Regions from separate parts of the Homo sapiens genome. Here region 1 is linked to region 2. Evidence: chromatin loops called from intact Hi-C (ENCODE). Cell type or tissue: chondrocyte. All regions are shown on one strand. Each heading gives the region's core, and the rest is flanking DNA. Links, peaks and the distances in the headings are about the cores only. Region 1 overlaps KIAA2012. Region 2 overlaps CDK15 (cyclin dependent kinase 15).

Region 1 (15,441 bases), core at 3,496-11,495, 300 kb after region 2:
CCAGCCACCTCAGCCTCCCGCAGTCCTGGGATTACAGGCATAAGCCACCGCACCTGTCCATTCCATTAGTTTTTAAATCATCTCCACCAAAGTATTCACATAAAAGAAACAAAAAACCTTCAGGCATCTCTGCTTTCTTCAGTTCCCCCATTTTCCTTCCCTTCCATTTAACCTTGTGTTTTCTTCTCTCTCCTGTACCTTTAGAGACCTTGACTCCTGATCACTATTTATTCTTCTGTCTTTGCTCTCAACATACCCAAGAGCTGCAAGTGTCAGTTTTGATTGCTCTGCCACTCAGAAAACAGAGGGGTGCCTCATGGGGTCAAGGATGGAGCCCAGAAGACTGGGGCAGACAGGCCTAGAAATCAGGAATTCCAATTTCCTTTTAAAAGATCCCCTGCTTACCTCTAAATAATCAGACCACAGGGCCAGGCACGGTGGCTCACTCCTGTAATCTCAGCACTTTGAGAGGCCAAGGCGGGTGGACCACCTGAGGTCAGGAGTTCGAGACCAGCCTGGCCAACATAGCAAAACCCCATCTCTACTAAAAATACAAAAATTAGCCGGGCATGGTGGCACACACCTGTAGTCCCAACTACTCGGTAGACTAAAGGAGGAGAATTGCTTGAATCAGGGAGGCAGAGGTTGCAGTGAGCCAAGATTGCGCCACTGCACTCCAGCCTGGGCAACAGAGCAAGACTCTGTCTCAAAAAATAATAATAATAATAAAATAATTCAATAAATAAATAATCAGACCACAGAGATACCAGCTACCCTGATTGCTAAAGATAGATTCATCCAGGGCTGGCTCCAGCTTGTCATCCAGCTCTCTCCTCAGAGCAGCCTCCTCTGACCATTTAAGCCAAGCGGCCACCCCCTTCCCATTACCCTCCCTCCTAGCACCATTGTGTTGTCTTCACAGACTAGTCACCACCTAAAAGCATCATCTTGCTTATGTGTGTGTTTGTTTGTCTGACACATAGTAGGCACTTAATAAATATCAGTTTAATGGATAAATGAAAAACCAACCAAGCACGTGACTTTCATTTTTATTTTTGTATTTGTTATTACTTTTATATTTATTTATTTTAGAGACAGGGCCTTACTCTGTTGCCCAGGCTGGAGTGCAGTGGCATGATCATAGCTCACTGCAGCCTCAAACTCTTGGGCTCAAGGATCTTACCACCTCAGCTTTCTGAGTAGCTGGGACTACAGGCACACACCACCACACCCAGCTAATTTTCTTTAAATTTTTTTGTAAAGACAGGATCTCACTGTGTTGCCCAGGTTGGCCTCAAACTCCTGAACTCAGGCAATCCTCCTGCCTCAGCCTTCCAAAGTGATGAGATTACGGATATGAGCCACTGCACCGGACCTAGCATGCGACTTTCTTTCCTGCTTTCAATTTTCTGACTTTTTCTTCTCCCATCACTACCTCTTCTTTATATGTTTAATCTTTTTTTTCCTCCCATATCCCAAATCCCCTTTCACTATCATTCATTCATTAGAACACTTGAACGTAATGAGCAAAAACAGTACTTCACATTCCAGTGGGTATAGAGCCTTCACTCAAAACATTCCATCAAGTTAGAATTGATGGCCTCTGAACATTAGGGAGATGAGCCATATGGTCAGGAGAATTGTTTTATCGAAAGATTTATAGGTCAAGTGCTTTGGGGAGACTTTTCTCAAAGCCTCTCAACTCCCCCACTCTTCAATCTGAGCCCCAAATAAGGAGTTAAAGTAATTTCAGGCGTTGGAACTCGTCTTGACTATGCCTTTTGTTCTCCCATCTAACACAAAATCTTCTCTTGGGGATAATGGAGAAATTTCCCTCAAATCATTATCATCTGATTTCTATTATTCTATCCAGTGATTCATGCATGATTGTGGAGGCTAGAAAGCTTGAAATGCCTTGTCTGAGTCTAGCTTGGACCAAATGCTTTCATTTTATCGAGAAATGGAGAGGGACTGTCTCACCCTGAAAAGCTAATCAGATATGTGGCTGAGATGATAAAAAAATTGGATGTGTGTTTATCCAGAAAAATCTTTATCTCTAGCCACATTTCAAAGCAAAAGAAAAGGGTGTGGGTGTTCATTGGAATGATGACTGTTTGTGGGGACTCACCAATTGTTAATTCATCATTAATGTTTAAAAGTAATATAAATGTTATGGGAGGGAGAGTTTATGACTGCCCAGGGAGATGGCCTTCTGAGAGTCTCCTAGAAAATATGGAAATTATCAAATCCACACTCAGGGTGATCTCATGACATATTAATGTATGTGACCCCAGCAAATTTGTCCCAAAAATAATAAATTTTATCTTTGGAAATGAGGAACCAGTGCTACCTAGAGGACTGTCTTCTGGAAGTCAACACATACTTCCTGTAAAGGTATCTTCACTGCTCCCTCCTCCTTTGAATTGAGGTGGGCCATAACCTGTTAGTTACTCTTTTGTTCAGCCAATATGTATCAAGTGTGTGTTCATTTCCAGACCCTGTGCCAGAAACTGCTGGGACAATGGGAACGGAACAGCCATGGTTCCTGCCTTCAGGGGGCTTCCAGTCTAGAGGAGGAGGAGAGATGGCTGCACAAGCCTCAGCAATCATTGTGGTCAATGGTGGGGAGGTGCTCATGCTCTGGGTGGTCACAGGGGCACAGGGAAGCCATACTTGAAAGATGAAGAAGAGTCAGAAGAAGGGGAGAGGGAAGGACACTTACAAAGGTCTTGCTCCAGGAGCTCAAGGGCTGGTGCCCATGTGGCCCTCTGCACCTGCTATTCCCATAGCCAAGTAAACACTTCATGCAGATAGACCTTAGAACCTTCCCTCACCATCTTCAGAGCTTTGCTCAGTCATTGCTTTTTCATGGGACCTTCCTTGACTCTCTGCTTAAAATTGCAGCCTCCACTTCCATCCCCAGCTATTCCCTCAGCCCACTTTGTGTTTTATTTTTCTCCCTGTCACAAACCACCTTCAGATGTACTTATGTTCCACTTCCTTATTGATTCTGTCTTCCCTTTCAGTGGAATGGATGTGCACTCTTCATGAGGGTGGAGACTTTCATCCCTTTGGGCACTGCCCTATCTGCTCTGCCTGGCATAGAAAAGACACCCAATAAATATTTGTTGTGTGACTAAATGAAGCAGGAGAGATCATCCAGGGCCAGGCAGGAAGGGCTTATAAACCTTGTAAGCCAGTTGGCCTTCCTCTTGAGGACAATGGCCTTTGAAGGTATCAAGCAGAGAAGTGATATGGTCCAGTATGCATCTTCGAAGGAGCAGCCAGGTTGCAATGTGGGGCATGGGCTGGAGGGCAACTTCAGATCCAATTCTGTGGTGTCCTGAAATGTGACACCCTTTGTACAGCCCAGAAGCTCGGAGAGCCCCCGGGGCCTCCCAGACTCCTCTGTTAGCTCATTCTTCTTTCTGTCTCTGCTACATTTGTTCAAATCAGTCTTCCTAACATATCAAATTCATTTTTGTCATCTTGGAAATAAACTGGAATCTTGCTATAACCATATTTGCTGCAAAGCAGATTTGATAACCATTCAGCCACTATATAAGTATCAAAAATATCTCATTAAAAAGGAGCCTTCAACAGATGGTAATTTTAGCTCTGCCATATAGCAGCTAATGGCTTTGGGCAAGTTGCTTAACCTCCCAGAGCCTCCTGGTTTCCTGTCTGTATAATGGGAGTAACAGTACCTGCCTTACAGGGTTGTTGTGAGGGTTAAATAATTAAAGCCCTGGGACCTAGGAAGGTCCCTTTTTCCACTTCCGTAGGCATTAATTAATAAACAGTCTTGGGCTATTTTCTCTCTATAGGGTCCTCTGTGTCTTCAACAGTAACAATAGTTGCTGCGTATTATTGTTTCAATGATTTTTAAAATTGCCTTCTGTAAATATTTGGGGATTTGGACTAGCTCTTGTTGCACTGTATATCATTCATATGAAAGTTCGGGCTTTCTGCTTCTCTTCACAGGGAGCCCAGCAGTCCTTGGAGGCAGCAGCTCAGAAGACAGGAGAGCCTCAAAGTTGTATAAATAAAGCGCTGATATGTTCAAACAGAAAAGAATTTTACACGCGCAAGCTGCACATCGACATGACGCCGTTCCTGAAGGTGATCTCACACTGAGAAGACGAGGGGTTTTATAGACACAAACACAGGAATTCCAGTTAATACACTTCTGCATGGTACAAAAACAGCTTCAGAAGTCCCTCAGAGCTCCTGCATTATCAGAAGGGACAGAAAATAGGCAGTTTGTAGCAGATGAAGAAAGAACAAATTAGGACAGTAATCACAGCCAGCCATCGGGGACAAATCAGTCGGGTGTCTGGTTTGGGTGGTGGGGGACAGGGAACAGAGAGGAGAAAGAGTAACTTTAAACCACCTCATAAAACAGTCAAATATAATTCATTTTATCTTGACAGTAGCTAAAATAATTGTTACTGTTTTACCACTGTCACTTGGTAGAGTTGATATTACTACTATAGAGAAGACTGATTCTTGAGTTAACTATTTAGACGTCAACTGCAAATTCCTTTCTGGATATCTGGCCTTGCTTTCTGTTCTCTAAGAGTTCATTGATCTCACAAGCTCAGCTTCATTTCAAGTTAAGGGTTCTGAGGGTTTCTATAGTGAGGGTGGCATTTGTCCATCTTTGCAATACTCCCTCCCACCCCAGCATCGAACACAGTGCCCGACACATGGAAGGTGCTCATTAAATGCTCCATGAATTGGCCCATCCTTTTCATCGCACACTCTCTGGTTTAGGGCCCCTTTCCTACCCATTCTTTGCCCTCCTCAGAGCTTACTGAACTGGAAATAAATAGCCATGGAGTGAAAGAAACTGACCAGGAACACAGCCAGGCCTGGCATGGAAGGATCTCAGATCCTTCATAGTACCCTTGAGGAAATATTCCAGGCCTTTGATAAGAAATGACTGAGAAAGACAGGAATGGGGCAGAAGAAACCAAATACTTGCGGAGTGCATGATGGTGGCTCTATCTAGTGCTATAGACTGGCAGGGCCTTTGGAGGTCATGAGGGTCACCCTCCGAATTCCCTGGGCTGCCCCAATCCCAATTCTACAAGGTGGGGCTTTGATTAAGAGTCATGCATTTGCCCAAAATCTGTCTCTGTCCATGACTGGGCTCTGCTTTTCGGGGCTTCCTCTTAGATAGGCTCTTCCCCAAGGGTGGCAAGTTGGCCACCAGCTTCTATTTCCCAGGTCATTCCGGTACTGAATATAAACCAAATGTGGGTCACTTATCCATACCCAAATGAAATGCCATTGGCCCACCCTGGAGCCACAGGGACTGAAAATGGGAAGAGAAAGGATGTCTGACAGAGGAAAATGGGGTACTGAAAACTATAAGAAGGAATTTCAGCTACTCAGGAGATTGAGGTGGGAGGATCGCTTGAGTCCAGCAGTTCAAGGATGTAGTGTGGTATGATTACACCTGTGAATAGCCACTGCAACCCAGCCTGGGCAACATAGTGAGACCCCATCTCTATAGAAAAAAAAAACTACAAGAAAGAAGAATGATTCTGGACGTCAAAAGAAAAGATATTTGTTACGAGTATTCAAAAAATACTGCCATACTCCATGACTTATCTGGTGAAACTATCCCTTTTATTCTTAGCAACAGTTTAGTTCTTCACTTAGGGCTGAGAGAATTATGAATCGTACTTTCTGGGAGGAAATATCATCACAGTCACCATTCATTAACCAATATTTGAGCACCTGCTATCTACTATGTGTTTGGCAGTTTCTGGGCATTTGGGATACATCAGTAAACAAAACAGACCAAGATCCCTACCCTGCTCCAGGATAGTACAGGTAACAGACAACAGACCTAATACACAAGCAGAGTGTGTAGCATGTTCAAAGGTGATAGCTGCTAAGGAAATGAGATAAGAAAGTGACTCACGCCTGTAATCCCAGCACTTTGGGAGGCCAAGGCGGGCAGATCACGAGGTCAGGAGATCGAGACCAGCCTGGCTAACACGGTGAAACCCCATCTCTACTAAAAATACAAAAAATTAGCCGGGTGTGGTGGTGGGCACCTGTAGTCCCAGCTACTCGGGAGGCTGAGGCAGGAGAATGGCATGAACCCGGGAGGTGGAGCTTGCAGTGAGCCCAGATCACGCCACTGCACTCCAGCCTGGGTGATAGAGTGAGACTCTGTCTCAAAAAGAAAATATGGAGCATCTAAGAACGCAGAATTCAAAGTGGGGAATTTTACAATAATTGCTTGTATATTTAGTATCCACAATGCTTTTGTATTACACTTTTTTTGTCCAGCAATTTTGGCACAGTATTATAGAAGGAAAAGTGTTGTCATCCCTAAGGCCCACTTTCCTGTCCACCTCCCTCAAGACTCACAGAAATGGCAACTCAGCCTGCTTCCAAAGGACTCACGAAGTACACGCTCGGTACACTTTCTGACTCCCAGACCAGTCTTTGCCCCAAAGACCTTCTCTTGGAAATGTTCAGTGTTCACTGCTCTCCCTAGATAGACCTTCTCCTTATGGATGTGGTAGCTCCCAGATTCCTGGGGATTGCCATGTAGTAAGACACAGTCTCAGGGTAGTACAGACAAAGATGATGAGTTCAAACAGAGAAGAGCACACAGGCTGTCCTCCACACCTGGAGCTGTGTGGAAACCAACTCATCCTATACATTCATTTGTGTATCTCCTGCCTGTCCGCAGGGCATGTCATTCATTTTTGCCTGGGGCATGTAGGAAGCATTGCACGTTGCAGGGGATGAGGGTAGGTGATAAGAAAGGTCAAGGCAGAACAAGGGAATGGAAAGAGATAAAAATAATCACAGTTGCTAACATTACTGAGGACTTATTCTGTGTCTGGCTTTGTTCTAAATTGTATATGCATGCATTTATTTAATTCATAAAATGAATCTAAGTATGTAGAATTACTCCATTTTACAGATGAGAAAACTAAGGCATTGAGAGGCTAAGTAACTTACCGAATGTCACACAGTTGGTAAATGGCAGAAGCAAGATTTGGTCAGGCAGCCCAGTTCCAGTGCCTATGCTCAACCATCTGTTATAAAGCCTCACTGCAGCCCCCAGCTGAGCCCTGTCCAATCAAAAACACTGCCTATCATGTTAGCTAAGCATCCAGCACTCCTTCTAGAAAATTCCATTCCTATGGACACATTCCATCTGCACCAGGAAGATTTTCTGACCCCACAGGATTTTGCCCTTCCCTCCAGTCCCACTCAAGTTCTGTGGAGACAATATAAAGCTTTCTCTCCCACTGATCATTCGGTTCCCCTCAGCCAACATATTTTTATTTTTAGACAGTCTCTCTCTGTCACTCAGGCTGGAGTGCAGTGGCACGATCTTGGCTCACTGCAAGCTCCCCCTCCTGGGTTCATGCCATTCTCCTGCCTCAGCCTCCCAAGTAGCTGGGACTACAGGCGCCCGCCACCATGCCAGGCTAATTTTTTGTATTTTTAGTAGAGACGGGGTTTCACCATGTCAGCCAGGATGGTCTCCATCTCCTGACCTCGCAATCCGCCTGTCTCAGCCTCCCAAAGTGCTGGGATTACAGGCGTGAGCCACCGTGCCCGGCCCCCTCAGCCAACATATATTAAATATGCTCTGAGTATCAGACACTGTGATAGGCACTGAGGATACAGAGATGAATCATCTCTATCCTTGACCTTCCAGGGAGCCTAGAATCTAACAGGAAGATAAACAATGAAACAGGTAATAGCACAATGTTGTGGCAGAGGCAGGCTCACGTTACTACAGGAGAGCATTCATTCATTTTCCATTTGTTGCATGTGAACTTCTCACATTTTAAGAACCTCTTTACAACACTGAAGGCAGGGTTTCACCATGTTGGCCAGGCTGGTCTCAAACTCCTGACCTCAGGTGATCCACCTGCCTCAGTCTCCCAAAGTGCTGGGATTACTAGCGTGAGCCACTGCACCCAGCTGAGACCAGCCTGTTTTCTAAATCAAAAAAGAAAAAAAAATTTTTTGAACCATGTTTTTAAAAACTCAATTTGTGTTTTTTCAAAAAGAAATGGTAATTGATGAATGAATAAGGATAGAGGTTTTTTTCAGGGACTTTTTAAATTATCAGGGTTAGGTCATGGTAGTAGGGAAGAAAATAGCAATAATGCCTATTAATGCTAGATATCAAATTGAATATCCTTATACTCCACATTGATATCAAAGGATGTGTATGTTATGCCCAGAACATCTGAAGAATGAGAAATAAGCTTCCACCTCGCAGTTCCCACACAGTTAGCATATAGTGCCCTCAAATGCAAGGTAGAGGAATTGGCCTGAACACGGACAACAGCCAGCCATGCCTGGAGTTAGAGCTGCCCCACCTGTTTTGAGACCAGTCCCAAGCATTACGTATGTGGGCAGGTGTACATGCATCCCACGAAGCAGAAGGGGGCTGCCCCGAAACCTGTGGATTTCACATACAACAGGAAAATAATGCTTGGCTTAGGACATCATCCAAAGATGGAGCAGGGTGCCTTAGGAGATAAGTTCTTGTCTCCACAATCATTTAAACGTGCCTTGATGACCACTTGGCAGGAAAGTTGTAGAGGGATCACGAGCTGGTCTCAAGATTTAATGGTGCCAGGACACTTGAATAATATTCCCAGGAAAAAATATGTATGAGTGTGTTCTATTTCCAAAAAAAAAAAAAACAGAATTAAGTATAATATTATCAATATTAAAGTGTCAGACTAGTAGTTGGGAAGCCCTGGGTGGGGCAAGGGGTACTTCTCTGACACTCTGATACTAAGTGACCTTGTGATGCTTCTGAGACTCCATTTTCTCTTTAATAAAACAGAAATAATAATACTGGGACCTGACAGGGCATGGTGGCTCCCACCTGTAATCCCAGCACTTTGGGAGGCCAAGGCAGGTGGATCACCACCTCAGGTAGTTCGAGACCAGCCTGGCCAACATGGTGAAACCCCGTCTCTACTAAAAATATAAAAAATTAGCCGGGCATGGTAGCATGTGCCTGTAGTCCCAGCTACTCAGGGGGCTGAGACAGGAGAATCTCTTGAACCCGGGAGGCGGAGGTTGCAGTGAGCTGAGATCGCACAACTGCACTCCAGCCTGGGCAACAAGAGCAAAAGTCTGTCTCAAAAAAATAATAATAATACTGGGAACTCCATACCTGCCTCTCAACAGTGAAGCAAGAATTACATGAACTAATAGTTTTGAAAGAATGTTCACATCTGTAAAGGACTCAATTCATAAGGGAGAAAGGAACATTCACTGATCCCTGCTAAGGGCCAGGCCCCTCACATATTGAGCCTTGTATAATCTTCCTGTCACCCTTCCCAGTAATTGTGCTGATCCCCACTGTGCAGATGAGGAAACCGAGGCTCAGAGATGACCAGTCACATGGCTGGCAGCAGAGGGAGCTAGGATTCAAAGCCAAAAATCCCCACAATATCAGAGATCTATGAGGTCTGTCTGTTCTGTTCCTGTGTACCTAGTTGTACTTCTTTGTTCTAGCTGCAGAACCCAAGAAGGGAGCAGAGATTTGATATTATATATTAATCTTTTTTATCTTAATAACACAAGATACTTTATGATTTTTCATAAGGTCTTTTTTTTTTTTTTTTTTGAGATGGAGTCTCGCTCTGTCACCCAGGCTAGAGTTCAGTGGCGTGATCTCGGCTCACTGCAAGCTCCACCTCCCGGGTTCACGCCATTCTCCTGCCTCAGCCTCCCAAGTAGCTGGGACTACAGGCGCCCGCCACCATGCCCAGCTGATTTTTTATATTTTTAGTACAGACGGGGTTTTACCATGTTAGCCAGCATGGTCTCGATCTCCTGACCTCGTGATCCGCCCACCTTGGCCTCCCAAAGTGCTGGGATTACAGGCGTGAGCCACCACGCCCGGCCAAAATCATAGTCTTTAACAAAGACAATGTAGGGGACTTTTCTGTTACACAGGAAAAGTTATACTACCTTGAAGTTGAAACTTTTGAATGAGATCCTGATTTTCTTCCATCATTTAGAAAGTATTGAAATTAGTCATTTATATTCATGTATCATATGGTATGTTACATGGAATTTCCAAATGTCTCTTCCTGGTTAAGCCTTTTGAGAACTCTACAATTATTTATTATTACTCCCATTTCACAGGTGTAGAAGCTGAGGTTCTATGATAGGTCATGCAGCTGGCTCAAGACAGGCTGGAGGCCGCACTTCAGACTCCTGCAGCACATGCTCCTCCATCCTCCCAGCAGCTCCCTAAGAAAGCCTGCTGTGGTCCTAAAAGTAACATGCCCAGCAGGGGGGCTGTGCATGAGAGTGGAGGGCAGGATGGCTGGAAGGTTTTCCAAGGAAAAGATAACCTAAGATCACTTGTCCAGCATCTGTCGGTTTCCAGTTGAAGAAACTGAGGCTCAGGGGTTAAGTAACTCCTATGGTCTGTAAGACATCAAGTGTAGTAGTTAGGACTTGAGTGCAGACAGCCTGACTGCAGGACCTGTACTTCAGCCACCGGAGAAAGCGCCTCTCACATGTTGGTTTCAATGCTGTAGTTTGTGTTCACAAAGTGTTTGTGACTCTTCCTCCTCCTCTCCCAGTCTTATAATACCACACTGCTGCCAGTGCTCTAAATACAGCTCAGTCTTATCAGTGGTTTGCTTGAAATTCTTTACTGTGTCCCCATTGGCCCTCTGGTTAAATTCCAAGCATCAAAGATGTATTTATTTTACAAATAGAAAAATATAACATGTGCAATTTTTCTTAAACTCCGAACTGTAACATGCAAGATCTGGCCTGTGTCTAATTTACACTGTCCACACACTGCCCCCGCACCAAACTATCCCCTAACCAGCACATGCTGCTTCCTCTGCTTGGAATTGTTCTACCTTCCCTTCACTGCAAGATTTAGCACTGTGTCTGCTGGTAAACAACCTTCCCAGCCTAATTTAGCTTCACCTCCCATGAGGCCCTGCAGAAACCTGTCATAATCTGCCACAACATTTATCACGCTGCATTGCAAACTGACTTGTCATTTCCCCACAAGCCAGTGAGCATCCTACGAATACATCTTTCATCTTTGTGCCCCCGGTGCCTATCTCGGTACCTGGCACACAGCAGACACTCAATAAATGTTCATTAGCTGAATGAACAGAGGAAGAGCAAACAACCTGGCCAAAATAACAGAACTGGGATTTGAATTTACAGTCCCTCCATTTGTTTTGCTCACTCACCAAGTATTATTACCTGTTTCCATCACTCTGTTTTAATCATGCATTTGTAACTCAGACTAAAAGTGACATCACATTTTATTTAGGTTTAGTTTCTTTAATTCAAATTTTGAATCTGAAATATATTCAGAAGGTTTTTTTTTTCAAATTTAAGTAGAAAACAGTATGCCTTCCAGCTGCTCAGCTCCCTTCCCTTGAACAACTGGAGTTGCTAGTTTCCTGTGTCCCCTTCCTAGAATGTATAATGCATATATATAAGCAAATACAGATAGATACATACACAGATAGATATTATATGCAAATCTTAGCATATTATACACATTGTTCAGAGTCTTTTTGTTTGTTTGCTTGTTTGTTTTTTTAGATGGAGTCTCACTCTGTCATCCAGGCTGGAGTGCAGTGTTGCGATCTCGGCTCACTGCAACCTCCGCCTGCTGGGTTCAAGCGATTCTCCTGCCTCAGCCTCCCGAGTAGCTGGGACTACAGGCACGCACCACCACACCTGGCTAATTTTTGTATTTTTAGTAGAGACAGGATTTCACCATGTTAGCCAGGCTGGTCTCGAACTCCTGACCTCAGGTGATCCACCCACCTGGGCCTCCTAAAGTGCTGGGATTATAGGTGTGAGCCACCACACTTGGCCCAGAGTCTTTTTTTTTTTTTTTTTTTTACTTACTACATCTTGCAGTTCTACGTTAATTCATAAAGAGATGCTTGTAGGCCAGGCGCAGTGGCTCACGCCTGTAATCCCAGCACTCTGGGATGCCAAGGCGGGTGGATCACCGGTCAAGAGATCGAGACAATCCTGGCCAACATGGTGAAACCCCATCTCTACCAAAAATACAAAAATTAGCTGGGCGTGGTGGCGGGCGCCTATAGTCCCAGCTACTTGGGAGGCTGAGGCAGGAGAATCACTTGAACCCGGGAGGCGGAGGTTGCAGTGAGCTGAGATCGCACCACTGCACTCCAGCCTGGCAACAGAGCGAGACTCCGTCTCAAAAAAAAAAAAAAAAAAAGAGATGCTTGTGCTTTTTAATGGTTGCATCATATTCCATTGTATAAGCTAATAATAATTTATTTAACTAGTCCTCAATTGATGGGACATTTAGGCTGTTTCCAATCTGTTGCAGTGAATGAATGACTTTAAATAGAAGTTATTTCACATGTATATTCTTTTTTTTTTTTTTTTCAAGATGAAGTCTTGCTCTGTTTCCCAGGCTGGAGTGCGGTGGTGCGATCTCAGCTAACTGCAACCTCCACCTCCTGGGTTCAATCAGTTCTCCTGCCTCAGCCTCCTGAGTAGCTGGGATTGCAGGTGCATGCCACCACGCCTGGCTAATTTTTGTATTTTTAGTAGATACAGGTTTTGATCATGTTGGCCAGGCTGGTCTCGAGCTCCTGACCTCATGATCTGCCCACCTCAGCCTCCCAAAGTGCTGGGATTACAGGCGTGAGCCACCACACCTGGCCACATATGTATTCTTATATCTAAAAAAAGATAGTTCTTTTGACACTCTTCTAAGCAACATACAATTGAATTGACAGAGTTTCAAATTAAGACTATTTCTTTTTCTAACAAAGATTCACCTGAAAATATTTTTCCAAATCCCTGAGTTTCTCTATCTCCCTCTCCCACTCTGTGAAATGAGAAGATATTCCTTGCCCCTGAAGGCTCATGGCTGTGTGTTGTTGAGACTGAAGTTTGATCCTTCTTGGCATTAAAATTCTTCCAAAAGAAGAAGCTTGACTCTCCCTTTCAATACAGTTTCTTGTTAGATTAAAAGGCTTTATAACCAGGGATATCTAGTCTTCTAACTTAGCCTGTTACTCCTTTCCATTTATTCAGGGAATTTTTTTTTTTTTTTTTTTTTTTTTTTCCTGTACCAGGCCAAATTGACTTTGTCTCCAAAATAAGAAACCCAAAAGTAAGAAAATTATTTACCTGTGTTAGCCTTTTTATGTCAGTATATATCATCAGCTACAAACACTAAGCTAACAAGTGAGAAACAAACACACAAGGTAAAAAGCCACCAAGTGAGGGAAGTCAGAGGGGAATTAAAGAGAGTGCCAAAATAGCAGATAATTAGTTGTCTCTTCTCAAAGCAGGATGCAGCTTTGATAACAAAGTGGAAAGGTGACTGTCACTACAGAATGAGGGTAAACCCGGAGAGACTTCCAGGACCCTTCATGCCAGATTCCAGCTCTAGCACCGAGATGAAGCTGTGGGTTGAGCAGGGATCCAGGTGACAAAGGCCCAGATCTGGCCTCATCAGACACACGGGGCTTACTTGGGTCACCAACTCTACCTGCCATGTTACTTTGGCACTGAGGAGCTGCTCTTGCAACACTCTAGAGAAGAGCATGATTCTCAGTCCTGGCTGCATATCAGACTCACCCTAGAAGCCTTAAAATGCCCCAACTCCAGCTGTATGACTGTTATTATTTGGAGTTAGGACCTGGGAATCATTTTCTGAAACTTCTCAAATAATTCTAATGTGTAGCCAGGGTTGGTAACCATAGTTATGGAGATTTCTGGGAGGAGGGATTGCAAGCAGCTTGTATGACTCAAGGAAAGAAGGAAGAAGGGATCAAATGTGATAAGAAACCAAATCCGTGGTAATCCTGAGGATGCCACAAAAGGCCTGTCTGACCCTTTGGCTCCCCTGCTTTAAATCCTGAATGCTTTCCATTTGTTCTCAAGATAAAGACCAAAGTCCTCAACCTGCCTTCAAGGCCATGGGGGTTTGACTCCTCCCAGCCCTGCGCAGTTCTCTCAGTCTCTGCTGTAGTCACACTAGTCCTCCCTCAAGTCCTGGAGGTGCCCTGCTTCCTTCTGCTAGTTGGCCTCTGTCATGACATTCTTCTCGCCTTCCTCCAGTAAACTCCTACATGCCTTAGGCATTCAGAACTGCACAGATGAATGGGATAAGACCCCATGAAAATAAGTACAACCAGAAAGCTAACAGTGCTTGATGCTGCTGGTGCCAAGCCTGCCTGGCCCTGGCTTTTTCTTTTTTTTTTTAAGAGACAGAGTCCAGGGTCTTGCTATGTTGCCCAGGCTGGACTCAAACTCCTGGGAACTCCTGTTTTAAGCAATTTTCCCATCTCAGCCTCCCAAATAGCTGAGACTACAGGTGCATATTATTATGCCTAGCCCTGCCTGGCTCTTTAAGCCTGTTTAACACTAGTAGCAGCCTTCCTGGAGACTTAAGTAAAAAGTTGACGAAGAAGGAGAAGAAACCACTAAGAAAACTGGCTTCCCTCTTACCAAAGGTCATGGGATCACAGAAGTGTTTTAAGTGTTTGCATTTATTATGTCTAATGTATTCTTTGTTGTGTGTTAACCCAATAGGAAAGTGGAAATGCACTGGACTATCAGGAAGAAGCAGGGAGACCCCTCAGAGAAACTCACCACAACGACCAAGGTACAGACCACTAGGTGGGGCTTTATAATCTTATAGCCATAACTGTCAGATGAACTTTGCACTGTTAAAAGATGTTAATGGGAGGCCAGGCACGGTGGCTCACGCCTGTAGTCCCAGCACTTTGTGAGGCCAAGGCGGGTGGATCACCTGAGGCCAGGAGTTTGAGGCCAGCTTGACCAACATGGTGAAACCCCATCTGTACTAAAAATACAAAATTAGCTGGGCGCAGTGGTGCATGCCTGTAATCCCAGCTACTCGGGAGGCTGAGGCAGGAGAATCACTTGAACCCAGGAGGCAGAGGTTGCGGTGAGCTGAGATCGCACCACTGCACTCCAGCCTGGGCAACAACAGCGAAACTCCATCTCAAAAAAAAAGAAAAATGCCTAAAGTCACAGATTTTGGATTTCACCCTTAACTTGATCTTTTTCTGTTTATATCTTTTACCATGTCCTTCAGTTGACATCCAATCAAAAGTAATTAATTTTTATACTAATTTTACAAGAGCTTGTTGTTTGGGGGATACCAGACAACAATATATCATGGTAGCCTGATCCTGGGTTTGGTTAAGCTTCTAAGCAGATTTCTGTTCACATGAGCTCTTACCACCTCCATTTTCAAGGCAGAGTGACACTAGACAGGGAAACATGCTCCAGTCTTCAGGTCTGCCATATCATAAATCACACATGCAGAATGTGAACACTGACAGGGCTCCAAGGGCTTGGCCAAGTGTGATGGAGGTTTTAGGCAGCACAGAACATGGCCAAACCTAAGCA
Region 2 (15,441 bases), core at 4,567-12,566:
CAGAATAAACTATGCAAACTTTGAATCCATTAATCAAAATGCTTTTAGTTTCCATTCCAACAAAGGCAGATAAACAGCCCCTTCAGACCACTGTGGTTTGAAACATAGCACTCACTGGCTGCCTTTTAAGAGCCTTCAGGGAGGGAGCAAAACAACAATTTTTGGTTTTCAGTTTCCCAGACAGTGAAGGAGAGATTTAGTAATTTTCTCAAGTGAAAAAGAATTCAATAACTTGCAAATAGAAACTGAGATCAAATTTCCAAATAAAGTATATTGAATTTTTGTTTAAACTTTTAAAATCTCAAGCTTAAAGCTTTGAACATAAGATTAAAAAAACTTTTTTTAGTATCCATTTTGTTGGCTTTAGTTAAATATCATACAAAGTAACCAACCATCTGGTAACTTTCACCTTAGAGAAAACATGATAGTGGTTGTCACCTATTTCTTCTATTGTTTTCTCTTCATTATCTTTGCTTTCTTTTCACTGCACTTTGCCAGCCAACAGAGGATGTATGGGTACATGTGACTCACACCCACTTGTTTACACATGCATCTGTGCAAATACATAAGATGGTAGGTTAAAAAAAGAAGAATTAGTTTCTTGTCCCCTGGCCTTCTCCCACAAAAGAAGAATTAGTCCAGTTGGTTTTTCAAAATGGATTCCAGGATTCTTAGTGTTCCCTCGGGCTCAGGGTGGTTGATAGGAAAAGCCTATAATCCTCTCAGTCACTTTTCAGTTTGTTTAGGGAATGGATCAAAGAAGGAAGATTTTACTGGGTGGCATGATTTTTTTATTATATGAGGGAAAATAGCACTTCACTGTCTTTTGTTTAAAGACAAGCTTAACAGATGCTAAAAAGTACATCTCTCAGCCAGATTCCTAGTCAACAAGCTGATAGACACTAAGATTCTGGATTCTTCATTGATTATATTCAGTCATTGTTGGGCAATTGACTCCCTGCCATAATAATTGGGCCAGTATCTATAACCAGCATTTTACAGATGGATTCGCTAGACTCTTTCTGTAAGAGATGTTTCTAAAAAGAGTTATAGTGAGATATGCTTCTAAGAAAAGTTATACTGTAGTAGTGTAATGAAAGCTACTAGTGTTTTATTAGTATTTCACAAGAACAATGTTACTCTGTCTCCCATATATAACTGTCTATGGGCTTTTATGATTATTCTTTAAAAAAAAAAAAATACTAAGGTAATGCCTACCGGGGAACTCATGGTGCTGGCTTCATCCAAAGTCTGAGCTGTTTTGGCTTTATACTCCGAAAGACTTTATTTTCATACATCTTAACTAAAAACTGGGGCTTTAAATTGGTCATTCAAGGCCAGGCGCGGTTGCTCATGCCTGAAATCCCAGCACTTTGGGAGGCCGAGGTGGGCAGATCACGAGGTCAGGAGATTGAGACCATCCTGGCCAACACGGTGAAACCCCGTCTCTACTAAAAATACAACAACAACAACAACAAAAATAGCCAGGCGTGGTGGCTTGCATCTGTAATCCCAGCTACTCAGGAGGCTGAGGCAGGAGAATGGTGTGAACCTGGGAGGCAGAGCTTGCAGTGAGCCGAGATCGCATCACTGCACTCCAGCCTGGGCGACAGAGCGAGACTCCGTCTCAAAAAAAAAAAACATCGGTAATTCAAAGCATAGACCAGCCCTTTTTCAAGTGATGTTGTTCCCATGACAATCCATCAGTGAAAAACCAAATACCATATTCCAAGCTGCTAGTCACAGAGAAAACAAGCAGATGAGATGAATGTAATAGAAAAGACTAGAGTTAGTTTTGGGGTCATCTTTAGCCAACATTCCATTGCCTGAAGCTCAGTAATCTGAATCCTTTTTAATTTGAGCACATCAGGGAACAGCTGAATACCCATGCTGAGGCATAATTTAAGCTGTCAAGTGTCTCCTGTCAATATACATGTGGTCATCTGATGCAAGGCAAAGAGACAGTCACTCCTGCTTCTTTATATCCCTAGCTCCCAACATGGTGTCCTAATGCATGATAATCATGCAGTAAATGTTCAGTGATGAGAACATGACTTTGAGCAAGGCTGTATGATCTGCCTCAGAACAAGTGAGTCAGTAAGAATGCAGGCCCCGGACCATAGGAATGTATTACAGTTTTGCCCAAGAAACCACAAACGTTGGAAACACTCAAGTTTCTTTCTCGTATACATCAGCTGGTGTCATGCAATGGGACATACATCTGACGCTTCCCTGTTCTTCCCTGATTTGTCCTGCATGTCTCCATACCTCTTCCATCCACCTCATCTCCCCACCTCACCTTTCTTTTTCTTTGTTTGGCTTTATATAGGTGCTGGGAGTCCCTACAGAGGATACTTGGCCGGGAGTCTCCAAGCTACCTAACTACAATCCAGGTAATATTGATCTGAGCTTCTGAATACTCTGAGAATTAGTAATGTAAGGAGAGCATTGGCCACGCTAACAGGGCGTTCTTGTATTGTGAACTCAGCGGCAAAGATGGGTGTAGAGGAATTTCTACATTCATATATTCCCTGACTAATCTTTGTATGAGGAAGACACTGAAAGAGTAGCTGAGGTTAGACCAGTTCCCCAGCTCTGTAAAACACAAGTAGCAAGCTGAATAGAATTTGAAATGACTATTACTGTGGATTCCACATCCATTGTCAAATACCCAATGGCTCAAAAGAACAACTCAAAAGATGGGCTCACTTTTGGGCCCCCTGACTGTCATAAGTGTATTGATTAGTATTGAATTGCATATGTATAAAAAGAAAGCTAATGCAACAGAACAGAGGTAGAGGCTCGCTAGGCCTAGGACATGCCAAGTAAGCTGTCTGTAGGTTATACTTACTAAGAGTTCATTCATTGCCTGTAAACCTGACACTTGGTCATTGTCTCTCACACATTTCATCTTTCAAGACTGGCTTCTGGGATCGATTTAGAAGTGCTGGAAGTGTTATCCATGGGGGAATTCTTTGAGAAGCTGTCGCAGGGCCACATCAGAGGGATCAGATTAAGCAGTAGTCACTTCAAGGATGTTGAGACAGAGGGGAGGAGACAGGCACTGAACTACAGGATGAAGGATCATATTAGAAGCTGAAGAAGCAAATAAAGCCCATGCCAAAGCTGAGCTCTCACTGGCAGGGTTGAAGGGGAGGTAGAAAGGTACAGATAACGACAAGATTAGGGTGGATATGCTCCAAGCCAGATTTTTCTAGTCTTTATGGTCTTACATTGTTCCATTACTAAAAATGAAATCTTCCCAAATTGTTGTCCTTACTTTTTTTTTTTTTTTTTTGAGATGGAGTTTTGCTCTTATCGCCCAGGCTGGAGTGCAGTGGCACGATCTCGGCTCACTGCAACCTCCACCTCCTGGGTTCAAGCAATTCTCCTGCCTCAGCCTCCCCAAGTAGCTGGGACTACAGGCACCCGCCACCATGCCCAGCTAATTTTTTGTATTTTTAGTAGAGATGAGGTTTCACCATGTTGGCCAGGCTGGTCTCGAACTCCTGACCTCAGGTGATCCACTTGCTTCAGCTTCCCAAAATGCTGGGATTACAGGCATGAGCCAGCGCGCCTGGCCTGTTGTCCTTACTAACTTTGGTATGAGATTATCCTGGAAGGGTTTCCTGAGAGCAAGAAATTGTAGGTAGAGTTAAAATGTGATTAAAGAAGAGAATAAAATACATAGGGAGCTGGGGACTCTTTTTCTTATTTTCTTTAGCATCCAATACTTTTGCTTACAGCTATCCATAGGGATCTGGCATCTTGAACCACCAGGATTATGGAAGCCCTACAGCAAGCTAAAGACTAACTGTAAAGTCCTTTCAGCTGCTTTGTGAATGGTTATATCTATTGCTAAAAGGCCTTAATATCATTTGCAAATAGTTTATGATTTCTAACTATTTTTCTAGAGTTTAACACGTGAGAAAAATGCTACTCTCTGGTCACAGGACTTAGAATAGTGCCTATTTCCATTGGTCTGAGATAGAGAAAAAAGAACAAGTTTCTTGTGGAGCCGTGGTCCAGTCTGCAAATTGCTCCTATCTCCAGTTGCCATGGTTTCCAGGAGAACGTGGCTCTCATCTTTTCCTGCCCTGCCTGTACTTCTCCCTGTCCACTCTGTTCTCTATTTTCCCTCAGCTTCCTAACTGAGAATGCCAGCAGAAGTTTAGAGTCACAGATGGATTGTAGGAAACAATTTGGATGATGCCAATACAAAGCTACTGTGGTGGGCATATGCTGCTCCCCCAAACTTCAGACATTTGGGTTTCAGGTTGGTCCAGGCAATCAACAGTGATCCTTAATACAAAATGTCTTGGTGAGAGCAATAATCAAGAAACTTGGCCAAAGTGCTTCCCTGCCAGATTGTGTGCTTAATAAGATAACTGGGTTCCGGCCGGGCGCGGTGGCTCACGCCTGTAATCCCAGCACTTTGGGAGGCCGAGGCGGGTGGATCATGAGGTCAGGAGATCGAGACCATCCTGGCTAACAAGGTGAAACCCCGTCTCTACTAAAAATACAAAAAAAAATTAGCCGGGCGCGGTGGCGGGCGCCTGTAGTCCCAGCTACTCGGGAGGCTGAGGCAGGAGAATGGCGTGAACCCGGGAAGCGGAGCTTGCAGTGAGCCGAGATTGCGCCACTGCAGTCCGCAGTCCGACCTGGGCGACAGAGCGAGACTCCGTCTCAAAAAAAAAAAAAAAAGATAACTGGGTTCCAATAAAACAGAGAAAATATGTTACATTTTAAAAAATTTTCTGTTGTTTCAAAACAATGTGCAGTTTTTCTATATAAGAAGAAAAGTCTCCAGGCCCAACATCCATAGGGCTCATCATCCATTGTTTTTCTTTTAAGTTTTCAATTTAATCCAAATAAGTCAAAAATTTTCAGGTACCTACTATCTGCCAGGTGCTGTGCCGTGCGCTGGGGCTACACAGATGGAGAGGGTGCATTCTTGGATCTCTAGTGTTTGGGTTTGGATTCATTCACCCACACTCTTTCACCAGTTCTCTTTGTTACTGGGGTGCTCATTTGTGAGCCCTGCTTCCATGGCTTGGAGAGTTTGTGGCTGTGGGCCAGGCTGAGCTTATGGAGCAAAGGGAGTTGGAACCTTAGCCATAGACATGATGTCTAAACCTGGATTTGGAAATCTTAAAAGTCCAGCCTATCTTGGGCCATGGGGTCAGTATTATTGATAACTCAATCCCAAGGACTGTGTTTTAAAAGGGTCTCCAACATCTGCATTTCAGGAACATCCTCTTACGTGAGTCAATAAGTTCCTTTTGAGCCACCCCCTACCCATCCCCATCCCTGAGCTGCTGTGGCTTCTAAACACTTGAATGTCAGTGATTAAGGGGAGCAGAAGACAAGCTGGGAGCCAGGAAAGTGTCACAGATGAGCACCGTGTCAGCAGCATTCTGGATGAGCTTCCCATTCCTTTCCTTTTCATTCTAAGTAGTCCTAGGAGCCCCCAAACTTTGAATCAGCCAGTACAATTTTGAGGGAGTCCAGTTGTCCGGAACTTGGGAGAACCATCCAGTGTCCATCTACACCCATGCCTCCATTTCTAGGCCTTATCTGGACACCTCTAGGAGGACAGCAAAGTTTCCATTTGTACAGCTTTTAAAAAGTCACCTGATGCTGACCCAGTCGGATTTCTCTGACAGTTAACTGTTTTCTTGGAGCTTTGATGAGCAGGGTTGTAAGTTTTCTAGCCATCAATTCAGATTCTAGTGCCTGATTAAACCTGGGCAAGGTAAGAGGGTTGTATAATTTTGGAAACTTGCTTTTCCTTCCCTCCCTCCCTCCCTTCCTTCCTTCCCTTTCTCCCTCCCTCCCTTCCTTCTCTCTCTCTCTTTCCCTCCCTTCTTTCCTTCCTTCTCTCTTTCACTCCCTCCCTCCCTTCCTTTCTGTCTCCCCCACTCCCCGTTTTAAGCAAGCTGGCTGAGAACTCTGTGTCCTCCACTTCAAAGGGCCAGTTGTCTTATTTTGATGTGGGCAGATTGAAAAGTAGGCTTTGAAAAGTAGGCGCTTTTTTTGTTTAATCTTTTCTCTTGGGATAGCTTTCAGAGCAATATATCCAAATGTCAGTGAGGGGGTTCTGACGAGCACGGATTCCCAGACTCTCAGCAGGATCATTCTCTAACAGAAATATAAAAGTGAAATATTAAAAACCCTGGAACGTGAACTCCATCTGCAGAGTACCCAGTGTCTTGCCTGCTTTCACCAAGGGAAAAAAAATAAATCTTGAAAAAAGAGGGAGGAGAAAAAAGTGTTTTGAGTAAGAGGTTTACAGGTTTAGTAGAGCATAGTAACATCCCCTCAAAGAAGTGGGTGTTGCTCTGTGACCCCCCAAAACGCTCCTCCTTTGACTCAGCCGCCAGAACACTCACCCTCCTCCGGCAGCACACCCCCTTTTCACATGCTAACTGAGGCGCCCGTGATTGGCTGAACAATAAACTGGTCACACTTGCTAAAGGGCTGCCGTCTTTCACACAATTAGCCAAGACACATTAATCAAGCTGGCGGGCCGGGGCTGCGCGGGCCTCCTGCAGTGGGGGAGGGGAGAGAGTTTGGTGAGTCTTAATAATACTCCACAGGAAGCAATAAAGAACCGCAAGCTGGAGAGGATTCTGCTATCAGAAAGTTGGAAGAGTTTAAAGCCCCAATGGATGCCGTAGCTAGAATGGACAGGAGTTGTGGCGCTGAAGATCCCAGAAACTTAGAGCAAATTGAATGTTGGTCTTGGCTAAAATCTGCTAGTAGAAGACAGTATTGTGCATTCAAATGGCGAACCTCTAGAGACATTTTTACAAAGTTCCTTTAGCCTTCTTAGCTCTCCCTACCACTCCCACGAAAATGCACTCAGGAGCCACTCCGCTTTGAAGACTGAAGCCCTGGGCAGTGGCTATGCCAAACCATACAGTGTAGGTTTCACCATCAGAACCAATAGAAAGGAGGAATATACAAGAAGCAGAGAATACCATTCTGGATGAGATTTCCATTCCTTTCCATTTCATTCGAAGTAGTCATAAGCACCCCCAAACTTTGAATTCAGCCAGTACAATTTGAGGGAGCCCAGCGGGGAGCCCAGTCGAGAGTTCTCTCAATTTAGAACAAATTAAGAGAAAGTATTAGCTGGAAAGGTATTGGTCCTAAACTAAGCATCTGAAGGGTATTAAAAATAGTTAATTTTGGGAGAGAAAAAGTTAACATTTGTATTTTTAATAATATTTTCTGATTTTTCTTTCTCAAATTCCCTTTAAATAGATGTTCCAATGGCAATACAGAGCTGATAAGATCATACCTTAGAAATCAGTTTGCTACAGAATCATGTAGAGCTTTTAAGAGAATCAACTAAATATTTAGACATTTCTCAACTAAAGTAAACGGAGGCCTTACTCCTCTGGAGGTTGTCCAGTCACCATCTCATTAGATGCAAAGATCCTGCGATAAAGAGAAACTTTTTTTCTTGCCTACATGATTGCAGCCCAGTTGTGGTTTTTAATGTGTCATTGATTGTTTCATCCAACTCCTTTTGCTCCACTGAAAGGGTCTGTCATAGCTCTGTTTGCTTCCTTAAACACGGTTTTTGAAAGCGCTCACGCTGTGTGAGCTCAAATCCTAGCATTAATGTACTGCTGGGTTCATTTCACCAAACTCAAAAGCGCTGAGTTTAAATCCCTCTCAATTCCATTTGAGGCACCAGAAGACTTTATCCTTCTCCACTAATGGTTCCAAGTTTACATCTAGATACTGGGGGTCAAGGACAGGAGAGGATTTAGAAATAACAGTGCATGACATTAGTCAATGCATTTGCCAAATTGGCAATTAGTTCCTGATGTGCGTGCAAAGCATTTTATTCCTGTCTCTTTGATGCTTGTTCCCATAAAGAAGGGAATAGGGTCCACAGAGGCCTTCAAACTTTTAAAGAAATATCTGCTGAAAATCATGCCTGATTTGTGACATGAGCTCAGCCGCAGGGAAGCATCCGGGATTATCCTGGTTATTTTAGTCCTAGGAAAGAACACTGCACGTGGGAAGTTTTTCCACTAGAAGAACGTAATGAAAATCAAAAGGCAGGAAAGCGGTACTAAAAGCCCTGCAGGGACCAGAATCAGATGTACCATAAGCGACAGGCCAAGGGATGCCCAGTTGTTTTTCAGTATGCTTGCTTTATCAACTTCTGACCACCAGGTGGAAGCAAGAAACAGCATGGATGGCATACTGACATCGGACAGCATCGTACTGCAGCAATGCAGCCTTGTTCTAGGAATGTCTCATTTTGACCTTAAATCCAGTGTGAGAGCTTCACTGCGTCTGAAACCACTATGAGACAGAAGATGATTAAAATGATCCTTGTCCCCACTGGGATGATAAAGAGCTATTCTGCTTTGGGCTCAATGAGTTCTGAGCAAGTCTCTGTGTTTGCTGTGAGCACAAGCTAAGGTCTGCATCTGGGTCGGCATCAGCTTGGTTGTATGAGCTATTAGCCAAGGGAGTTATTCAGTGGGTTGAACTAAGGGGAAAGATATTGATAAAAGAGGCTTTAACTGCAGGCATCAATTCATATGGAACTGTAAGTCCAAGCTCCCCCTTTTACTATCTGGGGTAACTTGAGGAAGTTACTTATTTCCTAGTTCTGTAATCTGCAAAATGGGAGAAATCCTATCATTGTAAAAGTGTTTCCTATGTGCCAGACACAGAACATACACAATTGCTAATCCTATTACTGCCTGCCAAGATCGATGCTGGGTGGAGTAGCCCGATTCTACAGATGAGGAAACAGAGGCTTTCTCCTAGGCTCACAGAGAGGTGTATACTTATTGGAAATGGCTGAAATCTGCATCCAAACCTTGTTCTCCTTTCATTAATCATGTTGTATCCCTCTGTCTCATTTTGCAGGATGAGTCTGAAAAATAAATTATATTGAATTGCATCTGCTATAGTGCCTAACTTTTAGTAGGTACTCAATAAAAGTTCCCATTCAGTTTTTTTTGTTGGTTTGTTTTTTTTTTTTTCTTTTTTTTTTTTTTTAGATGAAGTCTCACTTGTCACCCAGGCTGGAGTGCAGTGGCATGATCTCGGCTCACCGCAGCCTCCGCCTCCTGGGTACAAGCGGTTCTCCTGCTTCAGCCTCCCGAGTAGGTGGGAATACAGGCGCACGCCACTGAACCCAGCTAATTTTTGTATTTTTAGTAGAGACAGGGTTTCACCATGTTGGCTAGGCTGGTCTCGAACTCCTGACCTCAAGTGATCTACCTGCCTCAGCCTCCCAAAGTGCTGGGATTACAGGTGTGAGCCACTGCCTCCATTTGGTTTTTTACACAGTGTGGAAGTTCAGCTGCTCAGTGACTTGCCATGGTTCAGACCCAGTGACAGGTGTGTGAGAACTGATGCTATCTCTGCTCCCTTAGAAATATTGGCTTTCTTCTAGAGGTCAGAAATACCTCCAGGCACCAGAACTGACTTTTGTTTTTACTTGCATGGCCTAAACCTTGCCTGAATCCGCACATCCTAAGAGCTGACTCTGAGTTTTCAAATGCCTACCTAAGTCAGTTGTGTGCCCGTTAAGGCTGTTCTTATTTGGTGATGGGTCCATTCTGCTCCCCACACCTAGACTGCAGTAATATGTCTGCCCACTCTGTACCCACAGGGCCTTTCCCTGGGAGAATCCTTGTCATCTACATGCTACATAATGGGTATCTAGTAAGGGCTACTAAATCACAGACAACATTAGTGTTACCATTGTTAATTTCACCCAAACATGGTATAGTGGAAAGAGTGCTGAAGTTTTCTACAGAGCACACCTGACCACTTCTAGTGCTTCTAGTATTTTACACAAGCCCCCTACCTGGCACATAATAAGTAGTCAGTAGATATTTGTGAAATGAAATCAATGACTAAGAGTTAGAAAACCTGAGTTCTAGTTCCAATTGCACCCTCTTGGACTCTAAATAATTCTTATTGTCTGCTTTGCAAAGAAGAACATGTAAGTTATTATTCACCTTAATAATGGTAATAATAATTGAGGACTAACTATGAGCTAGACACTTTACATATTTTACTTTACTTTGATTCACAACAGCCTTATCAGATAGAGACAATGTTGTAAACCCTACTTTACTGATGAGAGAGCTGAGGCTTTGAGAGAGGTATGTGACTTGCTTAGGGTCACCTAACCAGGAAGGGGGTGACCTAGAATATCCACACCTGTTGGACTCCAAGTGGGTCGTAGCCGTATTCCACTTTACCTTAATTATCAAAGGGCAGATATAATGATTTGGTAATTAAAACAGTGCCCTAGACTGGGGACTGGCCATAAACTTTTGCAGGTTCATTTCCAAATGATTATGTCTTTCCACCCAGACGTGATTTTAGAATCTGTGAGCCTGGCGACATATTTCAGGAGTGTAATCTGAGTGGAGTTCCTACCCTGGGACTCCAGCAGCCTCCCTCGCTACAGCTAATGAAGCCACTGGCGTTCACTGAATCTATGAACCTCGATTGGGCTCATTACTGTCTCACTTCTGGAGCGCTGCTGAAAGCTCCTGGGGAGTTACTATTAACATCTTTATTAACCCGTCCCCCAAATCAGTCAGTGAAATTAATTTAGATACACAGCCACTTTGATCTTCATTAATGGTTGCTTCTAGTTTCTACATTTATTTTTAGTTTTCTCATCTTTAATTTATTTGGTGTCAATTATTAGTTTTTATTGAGGGAGGAGTAGATGATCTTAAAGTAATTAAGATTAGGAAAAATTGCAAGTGAGTGAAAGCAGGTAAAAAGTATTTTTTCTAAAGTAAAACTCCAAGAATATATACAATTTTAATTTATTAATTAAAAAATAATAAATAAATGTTCTTAATGTTAAAAAGAAATAAAAGTTCCTTCCAAGTTGAAGAATAAAAGAGGCCTGCCTCAAGGTGCCAAATAACATGTAAATGGCTCAAACCAGAGCCTCCTTCTCCATGTTTATGGCCAGTGCTTTGCACCATCAAGCTCTGTAAAACACAGAGCTGGGGCTGGGTGTGGTGGCTCACTCCTGTAATCCCAGCACTTTGGGAGGCCGAGGCGGGCGGATCACTTCTGTAATCCCACCACTTTGGGAGGCCGAGGCGGGTGGTTCACTTGAGATCAGGAGTTCGAGATCAGCCTGGCCAACATGGTGAAACCCTGTCTCTACTAAAAATACAAAAATTAGCCAGGTGTGGTGGCAGGCACCTGTAATCCCAGCTACTCAGGAGACTGAGGCAGGAGAATCACTTGAACCCAGGAGGCAGAGGCTGCAGTGAGCCAAGATCATGCTGCTGCACTCTAGCCTGGGCAACAGAGTGAGACTCCATCTCAGAAAAACAACAACAACAACAAAAGAAACACACATAAACAGAGCAGGTATACAAGTGGGCTCACCTGAGTTACTTTAACGTTTTTAAAGTAAGGTTTAATATATTTATTTCATTTTTATTTTTCATCCAACCATCTACTTCTTATTTATTCAGCAAATATGTATTGAATGCTAGGTACTAGGGACTGAGAGAGTAAAAAATAAATATGACACTGGTACCTGCCTTCCAGGAATATAGTCTAGAGGGGAAAATAAATAAATAATACAATGTGGGAAGTATACTACAGCAGCATTGCCTGGGGATCTTTAAGAAACTAGGGAAATCTTGGACTTGGCTGTGATATGACAAGAAAGAACAGGAAAATAAAAGAAAAGAAGGAACTAGGGAAATGGCCCTCTTAATTTGGGGAATTTAGGGATAGTTTTATTTATTTATTTTTTGAGATGAAGTCTCACTCTGTCACCCAGGCTGGGGTACAGTGGCGCGATCTTGGCTCACTGCAACCTCCGCCTCCAGGGTTCAAGTGATTCTCGTGCCTCAGCTTCCCAAGTAGCTGGGATAACAGGTGTGCGGCCCCATGCCCAGTTAATTTTTGTATTTTTAGTAGAGACGGGGGTTTCACCATGTTGGTCAGGCTGGTCTCTAACTCCTGACCTCAAGTGATCCACCCACCTCGGCCTTCCAAAGTGCTGGGATTACAGGCATAAGCCACCGTGCCTGCCCTAGGGATGGTTTTTAAAGAAAGAGATGTGAGCTTGGCCTCCCAAAGTGCCGGGATTACAGGCATGAGCCACTGTGCCCGGCCACCCCTGCTATTTTATTCAAAGGAAACAGAAGGGGGAAGGAACAGATTTATAGAGAAGGTAATGAGTATAAGGTTTTAACATTTTGAGATTAAGGTATCTGTGGAACCACAAAATGGAGATATCTAAAAAGCAAGTAGAAATATAAACTGTGAGTACAAAAGTCCAGCCTAGAAATACAGAAGTCACATGCTTAAATCGGTATTTAAAGCCTCAGGTGTGAATTTAGTTGCCCAAAGGAGAGAGTGTAGAGAAAGAAGAAAGGACAATGAGGGAACCCTGTGGGGCCAGTACTGCAGGACTGGGTAGAGGGAAGGGAGTCTTTAGAAGCTGAGAAGGAACAGCCAGAGGAGCTAAAGGAGACTAGTAGGTAATCCTAGCAATACCATGGAAATCATATGGCCAGCACTCACTGGAAGAGGGCTGGGTTCCATGCCTGTGTATTCTCAATGCTGAGCTCATTGGCTGCATGTGGTGGCCCTTCAATATTTGTGGAGACTACAAGGAGTTGTCAATGTCAAATGATGCCTCATTAAATACAACACTCACTGAAAAGCATGATCAAGCCATAGGTCAAAAATCATTTGTTGGGGTAGACAGAGTTCAGTCATAGCCCTGCCTCTAAGAGAGGGGAGAGTCCTGACTATGCCCATTCCCTCCACCTTCTCCATCCACCAGGAGCAAGGCCTGGTCTCTCCTTCCTTTACAGAGACCTCAGGAACAGGCTTTAGCGGATGGGATATTTTCTCAGAATCCACAGAAAGTTTTGATTCACAATTAGAAAAGTGATACGCTACAAATATGAGTTGGAGGACCAAGGTTGAACAATGCCAAGGAGCACCCTCAGTGAGGACACTGGCTTTTAGAGCATCCTGATGATGCTCAAAGGGGACTCTAAAGCTCGGGAAGGGCCAGGTGCAGTGGCTCACGCCTTTAATCCCAGCATTTTGGGAGGCCGAGGCGGGTGGATCACCTGAGGTTAGGAGTTCAAGACCAGCCTGGCCAACATGATGAAACCCCATCTCTACTAAAAATACAAAAATTAGCCAGGTGTGGTGGTGTGTGCCTATAGTCCCAGCTACTCAGGAGGCTGAGGCAGGAGAATCTCTTGAACCTGGGAGGCAGAAGTTGAAGTGAGCCAAGATCGTGCCACTGCACTCCAGCCTGGGCGACAGAGCAAGATTCCATCTCAACAAAAAAAAAAAAAAAAAAAAAAAAAAAGCTTGGGAAGCCTTGAGCCAAATACTAGAGAAACTTCCAAGCCAGCTACCTGAGGAAGAGTGAAGCAAACAGTTTTGAGGACATGAGTGAATGTGTGTGTGTGTGTGTGTGTGTGTGTGTGTGTGTGTTTGGGGTGAGGGTGAAGGGCACGTAGGAGAAAAAGAGTTACAGATTTTGGCAGTGCAGTTTTCAAGTTACTGCTTCAGATAGCGAAATAAGGCTAACAACATTATCAACTATTTAAATATACGGTATCTCAAGAATGCATTGTATTCAGGAAATTCCAGAGGTGTAGTTCAGTAGACAGCACTATAAGATAACCTTAGGGTGATTGTGGCAAGACTATAGTAACTAGAAAATGTTTTACCTTGAGCTGAGACTCAGAATGGTGCAGTGATGTTTTACTAAATCAATCAACAAATCTCTGTTGACTAAGGTTACCAGATTTGAATTCCGTTGTGAAATGAGCTTTATTAAATATTTATGAAAAATGGACGGTTTTTACTATGGTAGCAACAGTTCTGCCCTCATTTTGATTTCACTCCACTTAGTTTGGAAATTTAAATGCTCTGCTTTATTACTTTCCTTTTGCAACTTTGCTTTTCCTGCCTCGAATTCCAATTGAACTCAAATGAGAACTCTTTTTAGAGAGAACTGCAGAGGGATGAGAAGGAGAAAAATCAGGTCTAATGATTTACTCTTGTCTTTGGAAGGAGAAGGGAAACAAGCTACCTCCAGACCTATTATTTTTAGAGGCTATTGAAGCCAGAGAAACCAGACTCCTCTTGAAATGGTGCTGTGTGAAATGCCTATCTGTTTGTGGATCATTCTCTCACTGATCACTCACAGCTTACCTACTGGGAAAAATCAATGGGAGAGAGGCAAGGTCATTCAGCCTCAGGTTATCTGCCTGAGTGGGAGGGCAGGCCACAAACAGGCGATGGGCTTTGCTTCTGCTTAATAGCAGCTCCCTGACTGACCCGGACACATCCATTCCTGTCTCAGCTAATGTAGCTACAAAATAGAGGTGGGAGGGGCGTCAGCACAATCCTTCTACCCCAAACATGGACTCAAGTACAAAATGTTGTTATTCCTGGGGTCCTGGGGCAACTATTACAGGTCATCCTTTTCTGGCAGAATTTACGAGAACTGAATTTTCCCTTGTCATGCTTCCTCTCTCACATCCCTGAACAAACATATTAAGTATGTGTCAGACACTGTGTTCTGCAACATGTATATACATTGATTAATTAAATTCTTACAACAACCTCATTTGAGTTGTTACAGATGAGGAAATGAGCCTCAGAGAAGTGTTTGTTGAGTTGCTGGTGAGTGATAGACCCTGCCCTCTTTGCTAGACCAAAGGTCCTCTGCCTTAGCTCCTCGCTGGAAAATTCTGGAGACCATTGAAGACATAATAACAGCCCAGGCATGGTGGCTCATGCCTGTAATCCTAACACTTTGGGAGGCTGGGGCTGGAGGATTGCTGGAAACTGGAGTTTGAGACCATCCTGGGCAACATAGGGAGACCCCATCTCTACAGAAAATTTTAAAAATTAGCCAGAAGTGGTGGTGTGCACTTATGATCCCAGCTACTCAGGAGGCTGAGGCAGGAGAATGGCTTGAGACCGGGAGGTCAAGGATGCAGTGAGCTGTGATCATGCTCATGCCATTGCACTCCAGCCTGGGCAACAGAATAAGAACCTCTTTCAAAAACCAAAAGAAACTCATAATAACAGTACAATAAGTAACCAATGTCTGGACCCTTCCCAGGCTAGTTGAATCAAACCTCAGGGCTTCCTTTCTCGTAAAGGTTTCCAGACGATGCCAGTATGCAGCTCCCTTTGAGAACCTACCTCTCCAAAATGAGAGGTCAGAACCAAAAGAAGAAAAGGAATAAGATTAACACTTACTGAGCCCCTACGACTGGCCACGTGCTTAATCTTTTGTAATTCTCCCAGCAACTGGAAAATGATTCCCATTTTACAGATTTGGAAACTTCTCAATTATTTAACCAGAGAGGCTAAGCAATTTCCCTAAAGTCTCAAAGCTCGTAAGTGGCAAAA

Evidence for each region. A loop is a pair of places that touch in the nucleus more often than their neighbours do. Peaks named below come from ENCODE experiments on the same cell type or tissue, not always from the same donor. Only the 100,000 strongest peaks of a DNase experiment are listed, where the experiment ranks them.
Region 1: a loop joins it to region 2, with 3 times the contacts of the local background. A loop is called at or near these places in 13 of 110 quality-filtered maps.

What each region holds. Positions count from the first base shown.
Region 1 is chr2:202,150,689-202,166,129 of GRCh38, forward strand. KIAA2012 reads left to right here. Exons shown (of 24, transcript NM_001277372.4): 14 at 3,985-4,122; 15 at 14,596-14,668. Among named protein-coding and RNA genes, the nearest start is that of KIAA2012-AS1, 41 kb to the left of the region's middle. In chondrocyte, for the core only: CTCF peaks have their summits at 8,301 and 8,503; no DNase peak of the experiment used is centred there.
Region 2 is chr2:201,852,545-201,867,985 of GRCh38, forward strand. CDK15 (cyclin dependent kinase 15) reads left to right here. Exons shown (of 14, transcript NM_001366386.2): 10 at 2,330-2,393. Among named protein-coding and RNA genes, the nearest start is that of CDK15, 54 kb to the left of the region's middle. In chondrocyte, for the core only: CTCF peaks have their summits at 6,198, 8,192 (motif pointing right) and 8,401; no DNase peak of the experiment used is centred there.